Linked DNA regions of Homo sapiens: region 1 is linked to region 2. Evidence: chromatin loops called from intact Hi-C (ENCODE). Cell type or tissue: mammary epithelial cell. All regions are shown on one strand. Links, peaks and the distances in the headings refer to the core of each region. The heading gives the core; the rest is flanking DNA. Region 1 overlaps SYNE1 (spectrin repeat containing nuclear envelope protein 1). Region 2 overlaps ESR1 (estrogen receptor 1).

What was found. Peaks named below come from ENCODE experiments on the same cell type or tissue, not always from the same donor. Only the 100,000 strongest peaks of a DNase experiment are listed, where the experiment ranks them.
Region 1: it touches region 2 in a loop (28-fold over the local background); 1 of 110 quality-filtered maps calls a loop at or near these places.

The regions. Positions count from the first base shown.
Region 1 is chr6:152,334,536-152,342,617 of GRCh38, reverse strand. It overlaps SYNE1 (spectrin repeat containing nuclear envelope protein 1), which reads left to right. Exons shown (of 146, transcript NM_182961.4): 75 at 3,252-3,377; 76 at 5,601-5,777. Among named protein-coding and RNA genes, the nearest start is that of SYNE1-AS1, 42 kb to the left of the region's middle. RefSeq lists a silencer at 3,862-3,991. In mammary epithelial cell, for the core only: a CTCF peak has its summit at 3,886; no DNase peak of the experiment used is centred there.
Region 2 is chr6:151,954,861-151,962,942 of GRCh38, reverse strand. All of the region lies in intron 4 of ESR1 (estrogen receptor 1), which reads right to left. Among named protein-coding and RNA genes, the nearest start is that of ESR1, 150 kb to the right of the region's middle. In mammary epithelial cell, for the core only: no CTCF peak of the experiment used is centred there; a DNase peak (open chromatin) is centred at 4,422; H3K27ac peaks cover 849 bases.

The sequences.
Region 1 (8,082 bases), core at 1,216-6,215, 380 kb before region 2:
TTAGAATAGCATAATGTATTTGATCACTGAGTCCACATAAAGAATGTGTCTAGTTAATTTGTCCCCCGAAGTATACTTTCTAAAGGCTAAAATGATTTACATTGTCATTCAATGGTTCACAAAAGTGTTCATATTTTACTTTATAAGAATAGAATCAGGACAAATGAAACATAGTTCTCCTTGAATCAAGAAAAATGAATTAAAGACTGCCTATATTCTACTTTTTTATTAGACTGTGAGTTTCCTTGACCCACAAGCCACCTTGTCTTGTGGCTGTTTGTTTCCAATGCACTTTATTCAGAACAATTCAGACCAACACTTAATCTTTCTCCTCTGTTACCAAAAAAGAAATAAAAGAGATAAAGGGAGAAGAAAGTATTAATGGCAGTGATGTTTTGCTAGAGCAGGAAGAGATTTCCTACACATACCAGAGTAAGCCGTGGTCACAGGAGGATACTGATCCTTCTTCCAGATTACGTGACTGTATGGTTCCTTGTTTCTGCCTCTTTCACATGTCTCTCAAAATGGTCTTTGGAAGTAGCCAGAGAAGGGAGTTCGAGGTGGTGGAGACACTTGGACTACAGTCACTCTGAGGAGGAAAGGTTTTTTATTTTGTTCCCTTTTTTTATTTTTTATTTTTTGTTGTTATTTCTTTTGTTTTAGTTTTTCCCTTGGCAAGTGCAATAAGTCCTCACTTAATTCCATCGGTAGGTCTTAGAAACTGAAACTGTAAGCAAAACCATGTACAGCAGGTCCTCAAATAATGTCATGTCCTTCAATATGCAGCTTTGTTATAGCATTGATGAGAACAAAAGTTGTTTCATTATACAACTTCCTGCTTAAAGAAGTCACGGTTTCCAAGAATCTGCTGACGACATTAAATGAGGACTTACTGTGTTCATGTAAAATTGACCAGGCCCTTAGTGGCTGGTGAGCTTGGATATGTGACTGGAGAATCCGCTTACAATGGGCATGGTACCAAGATGCAGTGTGTATCCCCAACACCACCCGTCTAGTAAACCCAATAAACCCTCAATACATATGTGAAGATAATACACTCCCCGCTGCCACAAGAAAATGGCACATGGATTCGATTCCGTTCAGAGTGCTATATGTTTTTAGAAGGCATAAAATGTGAACTTTAGGGAATGGGAAAAAGTACTATAAGATTTTTCTGTAAAGTTGATTTTAGCAAACATCGTTTGCAGCTGTGTGGTCACTAACACTCTATATGCTGCTTCCAGTGCTTTCGGAATCAGATCAACTATATAAATCATACCATCATTCCTTTCAATTAAATATGTTCATAAAATACAAATTCTGACAACTTATTCTCTTCTCATATCCAAAAGTTGTTTGAGACAAATAACTTTCTCTGGGTCATAGGTGCATGATGTGGTACTTGTGCACAGTGGCTGATGACTCACAATACCATAGTTCGCTTGTACATTCAATTGAAAAGGTGCTACTCCTGACTTAATGGGAAATTGATCTGTGTTTATTATATCCACAGGAACACAGCATGTCTAGGTAATCCACACAGTGCAGAGGAAAAATACTCAGATTGGAGTCACAAAATCAGGCACCATGATTGACTCTATGATTTGGGAAAATCCTGGAAGTCAACTTTATCCCTGCAACTTGTAGTCAATACTGCCTTCCTTATTTATCCCTATTTATGTAGTAATCAAGAACCACTTCTTACTACCTCAGCCACCACCCCCTGTCAGGCCATCTTCATGGTTCATCTGATCCCTGCAGTAGCCTAACACCTGGACACCATAGCTGCCTGCCACCCCTGTGGCAAGCCGTTCTCCACGTGATGTTCGGAGGGAGTCTTTGAAAGCCTGTTTCAGATCATGATGCTCCCGATATTTTCCCATCACACTTAAATTCCAACTTTCTTACCACGGCTTATGAACAGGCTGATTATAGAATTTGTTTTCTCAAATGGAACCTTCTTGATAAGACAGAGTCTGCTTTACATAATCCAATGGGACTAGCGCAGTGGTTCACAACTGGGGTGGAGGAGATGGTGACTTTGCTCCTACAAGGGACATTTGGCACTGTCTGAACACGTTGTTGGTTGTTACAACTGGGAGTGGTGGGGACACTGCTGGCATTAAGTGGGTAGACGCGAAGGATGCTGCTGACGTTCTAGCAAGCTATAAGTCAGCCCCACAACAAAGAATTATTTGGAGTCAACTGTCAATAGTTCTGAGTTGAGAAACTCTAGACTAGAGACAAAACCCAGCAAATTGGGATGTATGGTCAGCTCTCCTTGTAAGGGGCTCCATGACTTGCCCCCGCCCACCCTCCGACCTCTGCTCACACCTGATTCACTCTGCTCCAGCCTCAGGGCTTTGCATTTGCTGTCTCTCTACCCACCACATCCACCTGCCTGGAATGTTCTTACCTTATGCCATGCCATGCATTCAGGTCGTTTCCTCAGAGGGGCCTGGGAGATACACTGTCCCTGAAGTGGCAGTCCTTCTTCCTCATACGCTATCTGCTTAGCACCTTGATTTTCCCACATGATATTTAAAACTACTAAACATCCCAGTGCAAGTTTGTTTATTTATATATTATTTATCTCCTTCCTAAGAATGTCAACTCCCTGGGAGCAAGGGTTTTGCTTTATGGGCTGCTCTATGCCCAGTATCTAAAATGGAGCCTGAGTAGAATCTGCGCATCTGCAAAGAAACACATTTCTTTGTTTCTATAAATAGATTAAAGATCCACCTGGAGAAGCCTTTCTTGGGCTTGTGGAAAGAGAATAATACAAGATGAATCTCCTGCAAAGTAAAGAAGCCCAGACATCTGTGTTTTAACCTCACTCCAATGAAACCTACCAACTCACGGACCTTTGCCTTCTGTCTCTAAGATATGCAAAAGCATGTTAAGAGGCAGGACAGCGTAGGCTACAAATTCTTTCTCTGGAATGGAAAATAAGCTGGCATGTGAGCAAATAATCTGGAAAGATTATAGAAGTTTCTTGCGTTTTCCCCTTTCCCAGACCATACAGAATACTTTACTTACAAGGAGAAGCAAATGGTGGACAAATAAATCCCCATTGGTGATTTAAATTTTTTCCTGTGAGTCACTAATATATGTCACTTGAACACAATGGTGAAAACACTGAGCATAGCAAGACTATTTTTGAAATGTCAACAGAATATTCCAAATGATACAAGTATTTGCTATCTAAATAGCTGATGCATCTCTTTCACTCTGATAACTGCCTTTTCCAGGTCAAACACTTCAGAGCTTTGCAAGAGCAGGCAAGGACCTACCTAGATCTCCTTTGCTCCATGTGTGACCTGTCAAATGCTTCGGTGAAAACCACAGCAAAAGACATTCAACAAACAGAGCAAACGGTAAGAAAATGAAAAATCACATTGAATTTGTTTGTTTTATTATATTCTCTTGCTTGAATGTTTCATGTGAGATTGAAAGAAAATAGCTCTTGGCTTGTTCTTGCTGTATGTAATGGTTCTACAGCCATTATAATAAATAGATATTTGAATTTCAGCTAACTCATAGAAAATTAAGCACATCCTGACATTGATGACATCAGATTGGGACTGAATCACTTAGTCCCATTCATTCGCTGCCCATTAGAACCTTTCTTTTTTCTCCTCCTTAATGACCATTCTCTCAATTTTCCTATCTTGCCACACCTTTTTTTGTTCTTTTCTCCTTTTCCACCTTTTTCTTTAGGCAATACTTAATATGAAAGGGGCTCTTGACCCTTTCTTTATTATATCAAGGATGTCAAAGAGCATGCCATCTGTCACAATCCTTCTAGTTCATTGGTAAAGTGTGGTGTTCAGAAGGATTTTGAAACTGTCTGGGCTATGATGAGCTAGCAGTACCGGCCCACACAGACAGATGGCAGCACTGGAGGCGTATTTTCCCGGCTGCTGCCACTGCAGCCTTAAACTCTTCCATGAAACACATTTGGGTTTGTTTGCTCGTTTGTTTGTTTGTTTGTTTCTTTATTTTGAGACACTCTGCCAACCAGTCTGGAGTGCAGTGGCGTTATCATCACTGACTGAAGCCTCAACCTCCTGGGCTCAGGTGATCCTCCCACCTCCGCCTCCCAATAGCTGGGACTATAGGCACACACCATCACACCCAGCTAATTTTTATACTTTTTGTAGAGACAGGGCTTCGCTGTGTTTCCCAGGCTGGTCTCGAACTCCTGGGCTCAAGCAATCCTCCCTCCTTGGCCTACCAAAGTGCTGGGATTACAGGCATGAGCCACCACGCCTGGCCCACACTTGAGTTTAAAAGAAAAATAAGACTTAGTTTTGGTATTTAATTTATTAAATATTCACAGAACAGTAAAATGATTCACAGGAAAAAAATGTCAAAATAATAAGGTTTTTCTCTTTAATATTATCAAATCTGTTTTTAAATCCTTACAAAAGACGATGTAACCCATTTATTTTATTTTATTTTATTTTGGAGAAAGAGTCTCACTCTGTTTCCCAGGCCGGAGCACAGTGGCGCAATTTTGGCTCACTGCAACCTCCGCCTCCCACATTCAAGCAATTCTTGTGCCTCAACCTCCCGAGTAGCTGGGACTACAGGCACACACCACCATGCCTGGCTACTTTTTGGTATTTTAGTAGAGAAAGGGTTTCACTGTGTTGCCCAGGTGGGTCTCGAATTCCTGAGCTCAGGCAATCCACCTGACTTGGCCTCCCAAAGTGCTAGGATTACAGACACGAGCCACCATTCCCAGCCAATGTAACCCATTTATTTTTACAGAAATGATTTATTGAAACAAATTACACAGCTTCAAAAACCAGTGAAGCAGATCAAAGACATATCCAAAACATTAATAATTCAGCATGTTGTAAGACAGATGAACAAATGTGCAACAGAGAATAACAGAAGTCTTTTCTAGTTAACCTTAACACCAAATTCATGAGTCATACAGATGAATCTACTGAAATGCCCAATGGGAAAAACCATCAGAGCAGCTTTAGACCTAATACATTGATAAAACTTATTAGAGTTTCGCTGGGCGCAGTGGCTCACTCCTGTAATCCCAGCACTTTGGGAGGCCAAGGCGGGCGTATTATCTGAGGTTGGGAGTTCGAGACCAGCCTGACCAACGTAGAGAAACCCTGTCTCTACTAAAAATACAAAATTAGTTGGGTGTGACGGCGCAAGCCTGTAATCCCAGCTACTCAGGAGGCTGAGGCAGGAGAATCACTTGAACCCGGGAGGCAGAGATTGCTGTGAGCCGAGATCGTGCCATTGCACTCCAGCCTGGGCAACAAGAGCGAAACTCTGTCTCAAAAAAAAAAAAAAATTATTAGAGTTTCACAACACTGATTAAAACCATATAGCATAACTTGTAGACATTTAAAGTCTTTAGGAACCCTACATTTTTTTAAAAAAAATCTGCTTTTCCTGAAGCAAATAAAGAAGTACTTTTTAAATTTATGTATTTGTGTGTGTGAGTTTGCGTGTGTATGTGTGTGTCAAATGAGTGCACAGGCCAGCTGGAAAGTTCCATCTCTGATTCATTAACCATAAATGTTTCCATGTATGGTTGCTAACTTTTATCTCTGTGTTTTCTCAAGATTGAACAAAAGCTTGTCCAGGCCCAGAACTTAACTCAGGGCTGGGAAGAGATCAAGCACCTGAAGTCTGAGCTCTGGATTTACCTGCAAGATGCTGATCAGCAACTGCAGAACATGAAGAGGAGGCACTCTGAGCTGGAGCTGAACATTGCACAGAACATGGTTTCACAAGTTAAGGTGGGAATTAATTTGCCCCCAAGGGAGATAAAAGAGGCCAACAGAGTAGAAAACCTGAAATGTGTTCAGTGTATTCACTTCAATATGCCTGAGTGTCTGTCAATCCTTAGACATTAATACAACTCTTTAAGGCAGAGGTCCCCAAGCCCCAGGTTATGGACAAGCACAAGTCCATGTCCTGTTAGGAACCTGGCCGCACAGTGGGAGGCGAGCAAGCATTAATGCCTGAACTCCACCTCCTGTCAGATCAGAGGCCACATCAGATTCTCATAGGAGTGCAAACCCTACTGTGAACTGCGCATGCAAGGGATCTAGGTTGCATGCTCCTTATGATAATCTAACTAATATCTGATGATTTGAGGTGGAACAGCTTCATCCTGAAACCATCCCCCTCCAGCCCCATTCACGGAAAAATTGTTTTCCACAAAACCCATCCCAGGTGCCAAAAAGTTTGGGGACCGCTGCTTTAAGGAATAGCAAATCTGAACAAACATCATTTGGTGCCAGGGAAAACAGATTATAAAGTAGACATTCAAATATATTACTGAAGCTTCAGATGGCCACTTTCATCAGAAGACATTCATACTCTACATTATTCCTGAGAAAAGCAGGTGTGATTTAGTCTACAGAGTAGACTGCTTAGTCAGAAAACTCTGTGACTAAGCAAACATGGAACATTATTCTTTTTTTAGATTTTCATCACCATATTATGCTAAAACTGTAGGACTGTAAGCTTATCAATTCATTAGTTATATATTTGAGCTATATGTAATTAATTTAAAGTATAATATAAATGCAGTTTGTATTACATATTTATATATAATTTAAATAATTTAAAATATATAGGAAATTGTGGCCGGGTGTGGTGGCTCATGCCTGTAATCCCAGCACTTTGGGAAGCTGAGGTGGGCAGATCACTTGAGGCCAGGAGTTTGAGACCAGGCTGGCCAACATGGTGAGACCACATCTCTATTAAAAATACAAAAATTAGCCTTGCGTGGCACATGCCTATAATCTCAGCTACTTGGGAGGCTGAGGCACGAGAATCATTTGAACTTGGGAGGCGGAGGTTGCAGTGAGCCATGATCATGCCACTGCACTCCAGCCTGGGCCACAGAGTGAGACTCTGTCTCAAAAAAAAGGGAAAAAAGAAAATTATAAGTGTATTAACTTAATTGGAAGTTGGGTCAGATTTTAAATAAACTTAAAGATGTTTTTTCTCTGTGATTATGAGTCAATAATAATATATTGTCTACTGGAGTGCTGTTTGCAAGTACAGAGAAAAAAGAGAATAGGGATCGGGATAATAAGATTTATTTTTTCTCAGAAGCATGAACTCTTTTTTAAAAAAATTTGTGAACCATCCTAGAAATTTAATTTTTTAAAATGTATTTTATAAGAAAAGTTTTGTTTATTATAAAAGGCTTAGAAAATACAGAAATGTCTTAATAAGCAAATTTAAATCACAATCACTTATGATACTACCATTCAGAGATAATAAACAATGCCAATATTTTGCTGTATTTGTTTTAGATATACACATAATAAAAACATTCAAGATGATACTCTTGTTAACATTTTAATTGTGATTGAACCTAGCTTTAAGGACAAAATTTCATATATCAGTCAGGGGATTTAAGAGGTGTTTTTTGGGTAGTGGGAGTAAATGGCAATGGGAGTGAGCAGTGGGGAAGTATGGAAGTCCATGAACCAACCCCTTGGAGGAAACACTATCCAAAGAAATGATCCTCTGGCCACATATTGGGCTGGCAGAGATGGTATCTTAGAGGTTTCTTTTTGCTGTGTATGCAGGGAGTAGATGAATCTAAACCATTGCCTTTCCACTTTGCGAATGTACTCCAGCCTTCCCCAACTCTGTACATAACACCACTGCCCACCTGGTGACCCAAGCTACTTTGCCTTGTCTCTGACATTTGGAAGGTTTCCGTCAGAGGCGTTCAAACCAGAGCGACTCCATCTTGAATAGGGGCTGGGTAAAATGAGGCTGAGACCTGCTGGGCTGCATTCCCAGAAAGTTAGGCATTCTTAGTCACAGGATATTTAGTTAAGGGAACAGGTTAATAATGTTTACTGAACAGATCCAGAACTTGACAGATCCAGGACTTAGCAGACCTAGGAAATGTCCTAATGTCCTGATGTCTTGAGAATAAAAGCACCCTTAGTTTAAGAATAAATTTTGAAAAACATGAACTCCTTAAAAATTCTTAGAAAACAAAGGCCGCACTTCAAGGTAAGATAATGACTTTTTTCATTAATGACTGTAATGTTTCACATGTATTAGTTT
Region 2 (8,082 bases), core at 1,849-6,848:
ATATTATTCATTTTATATATATTTATAAGAAACATTTAGAGGACAAAGAATATCTCTTGGAATTTAAAAACAGGACAGGCACAATTTTAAAAAACTCATTAGAACAATTGGAAGACAAAGTGGAAGAAATCTTAAAAAATAGTCCTGCCTACCCTTACCCCATAAAAGAAAACCAACTTGAAAGGGTCCATTAAGTGTGTGCCCAGCACAATGAATGAAAAAGAGCAAGCACATGATTACGCAATTTCAGAACACCAGAGATCAAAGAGCCACAAGGCTTGGGCGAGATAGGGGGCTGTGGTAAGAAGCCACATACTTTTGTTTTGTTTGTTTGGTTGGTTTGGTTTGGTTTTTCCCTTGGTTGTGGTTGTGGTTTGTAAGGGAAAGAAAACTCTATCGCTATTTAGTTTGTTGCTGGATTGCTGTAGTAAAAGATCCCATTTGAAAAGGAATGACATCAACCAGGGGCCCAACACTACATCCGGGATATGTGTAGATGGCTGAGGTCAACACCCAAGCAGGCAAGTGGGGGATGGCAGAGTGGAAAACCCATTTCAGGGTGCTCCCGTGGTCCTCTCAGGGAACAGGGGGCAGAACTATGATGGCTTAGGTAACCCACTTGGGTTTTAAGAAACCATAAAAATTATTCCATCTGAGCCTCCTAAAGGGCCTCAGGATAAGAATAAAGAGAAAGCAGGTCTCTGGCAGGACTCCAAACACACCTAGGTGCATGTTTCAATACATCCATGCAGAACCCAATCTCAGAGACTCCCTTGAAGCAGCAGAATGCCTAGAAGACGGCAGAAGCTCTTGATCCTAATTATAAGAGACAAGCAGCAAGCTAGTGGATCCTACTCCCTTTTCACTGTCCCCTAGCCACTCAACATCCACTCCCTCCTCACCTCCATTGTTTTCCACAGTCATTCATCAGCATCACTGCCTCACACACAGTTTCCACTTCCTGGTCCCTTTCTTGACTCATCATACTCATTTTCCAGAACTGCTGCCCTGTCAGATTCAACTCTCTGCCAGCCGCCCATGCTGACAATCCGACTGAAGAAGAGCCCACAACTACACCTCACAACCCAACACCGGGTGGGCTTGTAACGCAGCTCAGCAGCCATGCTATTTACTTTCCTTCCCCATTCCATTTACTTTCCCTCTCTCCTAAAAGACTGTGGCACAACTACTCTTGCCGCTTTGACCTCTCACACTGTCTGCCCCATGTTCACTCTCAGCTGATGAACTTGCTCCCAATTCCCTGAAGAACTGAAGCTGTCAAAAGAGAACATCCACAGAACCACATGTGCCCAAAGCAGCCCACTCTACCTTCCTGCCTGTCCTCCTCTGTGAGGACACTCCCTCCTCCAGTGCACAGGGTTCCACCTTCCTATCTATGTGATGGCATCCCAGTAGCCATTCCCCATCTCCCTCCTTTGAAAGAGCTGCTTATACTTGCTGCTTCTAATCCCTTCCCTCCCATTTTTTCATGAACTCATTCCAAGTATATCTCCACCCCCTCCCTCTATCACGGCTGCTCTTGACAAGATGGAAAATTATCAATTCTCACCCTACTTGACCCAATAGCAGCATTTGATACAGCTGATCACTTTTTCATCTTATACCATCTTCATTTGTCTTTCACGATGCCACAGTGAGATGGATTCCATTTCAATCTCCTTTGCGGGTTCCCTCTCTTCTTTCTGACTGTCCCAAGGCTCAATCTTTGGTCTCCTTCCCTTTCCTTTTTACACTCACTACTTTGCTAATCTCATTCATCATCTCTATGCTGAGGACCCATAACATCATATCAAGTCCAGCCTCTCTCCTAAACTCCAGATTTCTCCACTCAGATGGTCTAAAAACATCTCAAATTCAACATAGCCAACACTGAACTGATTTCCTCCTCAAAAACTTGTTCCACCTGTAGACTTCCCCATATCAGTTGTTGACTCAACTTTTATCATTGTTCAGGACAAAATAATCATCCATAACTGAATTCTTTCTCTCACATACTACGCCCAGCCCATCGGGAAAATCCTGTCAGCTCTACCTCAAGATATATTTGAAATGTGGTCACTCCTCACCATGTCTCCATTACCACCCTTGTCAGAGCCACCATCGGTCCTCATTTATCACCTAGATTGCTAGAGCCTGTCCTAGCTGCTCTCCCTGCCTCAATCTTTGGCCCCCTTTGGATGTCTTCTCAACCCAGTAGACAAAGAGAACACTTGTGACAAGTCAGATCATGCTCTCAAAGTCCTGCAATGAGTCCTCATTTCCTTCAGAATAAAAGCCAAAATCTTAGTGGCCACAGGACCTTACTTTCCTGATCACATTTTCTCTCACTCCTGCCTCACTCTGCTCTAGTCACATTGGTCTTCTTCCTGTTTCTAGAATATTCCAGAACTGCTCTTGCTGTCAGGACTCTGCACTTGGTGGGCCACTTGCCTGGAATGCTGCTCCCTCCACATGGCTAACTTTCTCACCTCCTCCTTCAGGTGTTGCTCAAAAGATCTCTCAATGAGGCTTACTCTAACTTGACCCTCACCCTGCCCTGGCACTGCTGTCTCCAGCTCTTGTTTTCTTTTGTCCACAGTTCCTGTCAACTTTCAAAAATAGATAATTAAGTTGTCCACCATGTTTGCTTTCTTTCTGTCTCCCCCACTAGAATGTTAAGCACCGGGGAGGCAGGGCTTGGTGTATCCCAAAAACCCAGAACACTGCTGGGCTCATAGCATGTCCAGTGAAAAGTGCCGAATGAACAAAGCAATCAATGAACCTGGAGCTGCCATTTCCAACCAGACTATGGGCACATTAAGGCAGTTTTTCTCTAAGTTTTTTTAAGTGTGGAGATTCCATTTGATCCATAAAATCTGAAGACCTACCCCTAACACCAGTATGTGTCAGGAACTGTTCTAGGAACAAAATGGATTAAAATTTCTGCCCTCATAGAACTTACATTCTATTGGCTCCATGGATTTATAAACACTTGAACACATAGTACATACATGTGTAAAACATATTATTTAATGTTTGGTGATCATATAGAGTAGTGAACATCTTACTTTAATGCATGTATTCTCAACAGGAGTAATTATTTTCTCTGACAGGACAAATGTTAGTTCTGGAGGTCAAGAAATCTTAAATATTACAGTGGCTTGTAGTCTTCCAAAGCTCAACCAACTTCAGTTTATTTTTGCTCTCACCAAATGCAATTTGATACAATTTTTCTAATTAAAAAAAAAAGAATTGAGACACCACAATAATGTGTCAGGCTTCCTGGGTGCATAGATCTCAGATTCACCACCCATGCTCCAGAAAGACCCCCAGCTTGGCTGTGGAACCTCTAAGGTTGCAGGACTACAACCTCCTCAAAAGCTGGTGGAGGTAGGAGCCTCCCACTGCACAGCGTTGGCACGGGGACTCTTCAGTGACATATAGGAATATAAAGATTGAGAAAAAGATGAGAGGGCAAGGGAGAGACAAGGAAAAAGGCTGTGTTTATCCTAAGAAACTTTTTTTAAAAGGAAAAAATAAAAGCTCATGAGAAAATAAGCATTTGACGTTGTTCATGGATAGAAAAAGATGTGTGCCGCACCAGTGATTCCTAACAATTAAGAACTTATGCTGTCACAAATGACTAAGTGATCTTTCACTAAGGTTGATTAATGACATAATTCAAACAAAGATGGAAGAGACAACCCAACCTCTACACCTGAGAAGGCAAGGGTTGAATAGGGGGCATTTCCTGCTAAATACTTAGTCTTGAGATGGCCAGTTCACACATCAGGGAGTGTTTACACTTGCACACTTAGGTGGAGAGTTCTGGAGCTCGTCAGAGATGCCCATCCTGGCTTCCCAAACCCTTCATCCCACTCTGTTCTCCTTGTTGATGGCAGCACCCTCTGCAGATGCATAGAACTCCTCTCCGTAAACACACACACGCACACACACACACACACACACGGAAACTTTTTCTCTTCCAATGGAAGCGGTAGAACTCCACTTCAAACTTATCATCTTTGAATCCCAAAGAGGGGCAAAAGAGAAGTGATGCAAAAACTTCAGGACATCAAAGCTGTTGGCTCGCAACCAGCACTGAGGCTGGGTTCTGAGGTACAGGGGAGTGATGCTTTCTGAAAACAACTATTCAATGTCTGTTCACCACTTGTACTCAAAACCACGTTGTTCTCTCACGTACAGATAATTTCCCTTCAATATAAGAACTGTTCTTAGAGGTAAATGAGTGTGTGCATTTTGATCTATAACACACATTTTTAGAAACATGTACACAGTACAATCTCATGTGCACAGAATCTCAACAGTCAAATCGTTTGAATGACCAGAATTTTTCACAAAGCCACAAGATAACAATGAACATTCATGATGACCAACTGCCACATCCTGCAATACTTTCTGAATTACATGATGAAGCAGCATTGTGCAATGGCCTTATGGGCACACAGGAACCACACTGCCCAGAGCTCCGCCACTCCTTAGTCAAGCTAGTTATCATCTCAATGCCTCTGTTTCTTTATCTGTAAAATGTCCACAAAAATAATCCCTAACTCATAGGGATGTTGTGAAGATAATAAACACTCAATAAATGGTAGAGATTTTTTTTCCCCAAAAGAGCCTTAGTGTGAATTTATTATTATTGTGTTCTAATTCCTTTTCAAAGTTATAATCTATCTATGGTATAAGTTGACACCACGTCAGAATATTCATTACAAGATATCTAATTCTAAAATTGTGAAGTTTATTATTGTAGCATGGACTGCTATTTGCCCACCAAATATCCATTCAACTCTTTTTATTAAAAGAACTCATTTATTCCAGGTACAATTGCACAGCTTAAAGACTGTATTTTCAGCGTTCCTTTTAGACAGATGTATCTGAAGTTCTGACCAGTAGATATAACAGGAAGCACAGAGTGTGATGGCTGAAGCTCCAGTAGCCCCATTAGGCCAGGAGTCGACCTTGAGAATGTAAGCCTGTCCCAGGATAAGGGAATCGAAGGTCAGATGAGCTTGGGTCCCTTTGACTGTGGAGTTGCCATACCACTGGTAAAATAAGTCTGGACTAATTTTATGTGAGAGAAAAAAATAAACTTTGTCTTGGTTATGCCAAGGCTTTATCTTGGGGTTTTCTGTAATATGTGGTTGATTCAAATCCTAAAACAGTCACATCTGAAATAGGATTTATTCTACAATAGATTCTATTTCTTACCTCTGTATTCTTGTACCTAATTCATTTAAGTATTTGCATGTATAACTACTTTAAGCTTGTAGGATAGCTTAAAGCACTTAAATGTAGCCCCAAATCACTAGTTAGTATTAACTCCGAAAACTGGCAGGGGTCAATACCTAGAATTTTTTTTTCTTAACTGTAACAACATGTAAAAACAAAACAATCAAATTTTAATTGTTTTTGGTTAGTGGTAATAAGATTGTTTGAAGAGAAAGGCATGAAAGCATGGAGGCAGATCACAAAATACAAGTGAAAAGAAATACACAAGCTGAATGTTTAAAATGCTTTTTAGAAACTGGTTTCTATCCTAGTTTTGCAAAATTCCAGGCTCTCTCATGATTTTTTTGTATAGTTATGTAATAGTCTTAAAAAATTAGGCTCAAATTAATTATATCCAAATCCTCGAAATCACCAACAATGATAATAGCGAATATTTTTGAACACTTACTAGGGGACTGGGTCGCCCAATGGCAAAAGTTGTGTCCTTCAACGGCTGTAATATACAGACATGTGGGTCGCACGTGGTGGTTCACACCTGTAATCCCAGCACTTTGGGAGGCCGAGGTGGGCGGATCACGAGGTCAGGAGATCGAGACCATCCTGGCTAACACAGTGAAAGCCCATCTCTACTAAAAAATACAAAAAATTAGCCGGGCGTGGTGGCGGGCACCTGTAGTCCCAGCTACTCGGGAGGCTGAGGCAGAAGAATGGCATGAACCCAGGAGGCGGAGCTTACAGTGAGCCGAGATCATGCCACTGCACTCCAGCCTGGGCAACAGAGTGAGACTCCATCTCAAAAAAAAAAATTTTATATATATATATATATTTATATATATATATATATATTTATTTATATTTATATATATTTTTATATATATTTATATTTACATATATATGTATGTATACAGACATGTATTTGTCACATGGAAGAGAGAGAAAGGAGAAGGGTTGTTTTTTTTGGAAAAGAAAGTCAAATAATGATAAAATGATACAACTCTTTAAACATGCACGATCACTTCTTTAGCCTATGCTAAGTTTCAGTAAAAGTGTCCTAGAATTCAAATTGTTTCCCTAATACTAAACTATTCTATGTTATTAACCTTTCTCTACCTCAGTGCTGTCATCCATAAGTTGGGCATACAATGGGGAAAATAAAAGCACTCAGCTGAGTTAACAGGGGTAAAATGCTTGGAACAGCACCTGGCACACAATTAGCTACTATCTGCAACAGATAAATTAGTAAACTCTGCTCCATTTCTGCTCCTTCATGTGTGAAATGGGCAGAGAGTAATAACAGTATTCATATTCCTCATGAAATAACTGGTACAGTAGAATGAACGTTCTGTGAAGGCAGAGATCTGGTCAATTTTGTTCTCTGGTGTGTTTTCACACACAGAACTAAAAGAACTAAAAACAGAACTACCATTCAACCAAGGAATCCCACTACTGGGTATATACTCAAAGGATTATATATCGTTCTACCATAAAGACACATGAACGCGTATGTTCATTACAGCACTATTCACAATAGTAAAGACATGGAATCAACCTAAATGTCCACCAATGGTAGACTGGATGAAGAAAATGTGGTACATATACACCATGGAATACACTGCAGCCATAAAAACAAAGAAAGAGATCATGTCCTTTTCAGGAACATGGATGGAATTGGAGACCATTATCCTTAGCAAACTGACACAGAAGCAGAAAACCTGATAATGCATATTCTCACTTATAAGTAGGAGCTAAATAATGAGAACACATGGACAAAAAGAGGGGAGCAACAGACACTGGGCCTACGTGAGGGAGGGTGAGAGGAGGAGAGGTTCGGAAAAAAAAATACTGTTGGGTACTATGCTTAGTACCTGGGTGACAAAATAATCTGTGTACCAAGCCCCGAGCCATGAGTTTACCTATATAACAAACTTGCACATGTACCCCTGAACCTAAAATAAAAGTTACTTTTTTTAAATAACAGTTCCTAGCACACAGGAGTTCATCAAATAACTGTTAAATGAAATGAAACTGTTTGTACTATTATTATCAGATGCTGTCAGAGCCGCAAGTATCACCTATTTCTATTTATTTATTCCACCTTACTTCATTGGCTTATTGATTTATCTTCTTGCAATGTGTTTATATTCTTATCTAAGAATCAAATCTAAAGTTTTAGATAAGAGAAATCCCCTATGAATTTAATATCATTTTTATCCTATTTTTGCTATGAAATGTCTGTTTCTTTTTTATATATGCTACGGAAAGTATTATAACTTTTCTTTATTTTGGTAAAATGTATATAACATAAAATTTACCATTTCAACCCTTTTTATGTATGCAGTTTAATGGTAGTAAGTACATTCACATTGTTGCACAACACCCTATCTAGCTCTAGAATATACCCTCTTTTTAAAAAATATTGCTTCTATGGTATGTTAAGTTTAGTTTATTAAGAGTAATCAAGGCAAAGCAAATCAGAAATTACTTAACTGGGCAATAATAACCATTTACCCATTTTGACAATCACTGTCATGCTAAAGATTCTGTCAAAGTGGTCTTGCTATTTGTTAGGCAAACAAATCTATTTAGGTAGATCTCTTTGATTTTATGAGATTGGGGCTATGTGTTTTGACATGTATATGTTAGATACTAATTGACTATTTGATTTTATTTACATACTTGTAAATCTTTTCAATTTGAAACCTCTCATAACCAGGTTCAGTGGACCCTCCCACTTCCACAGACCCAATGTAAAGGCGGCATTGGTCTGGATCACAGTTCAGAGAATTACAAGATCTACTTGGGAAGAGACAACATATTTTTCAGGTTATA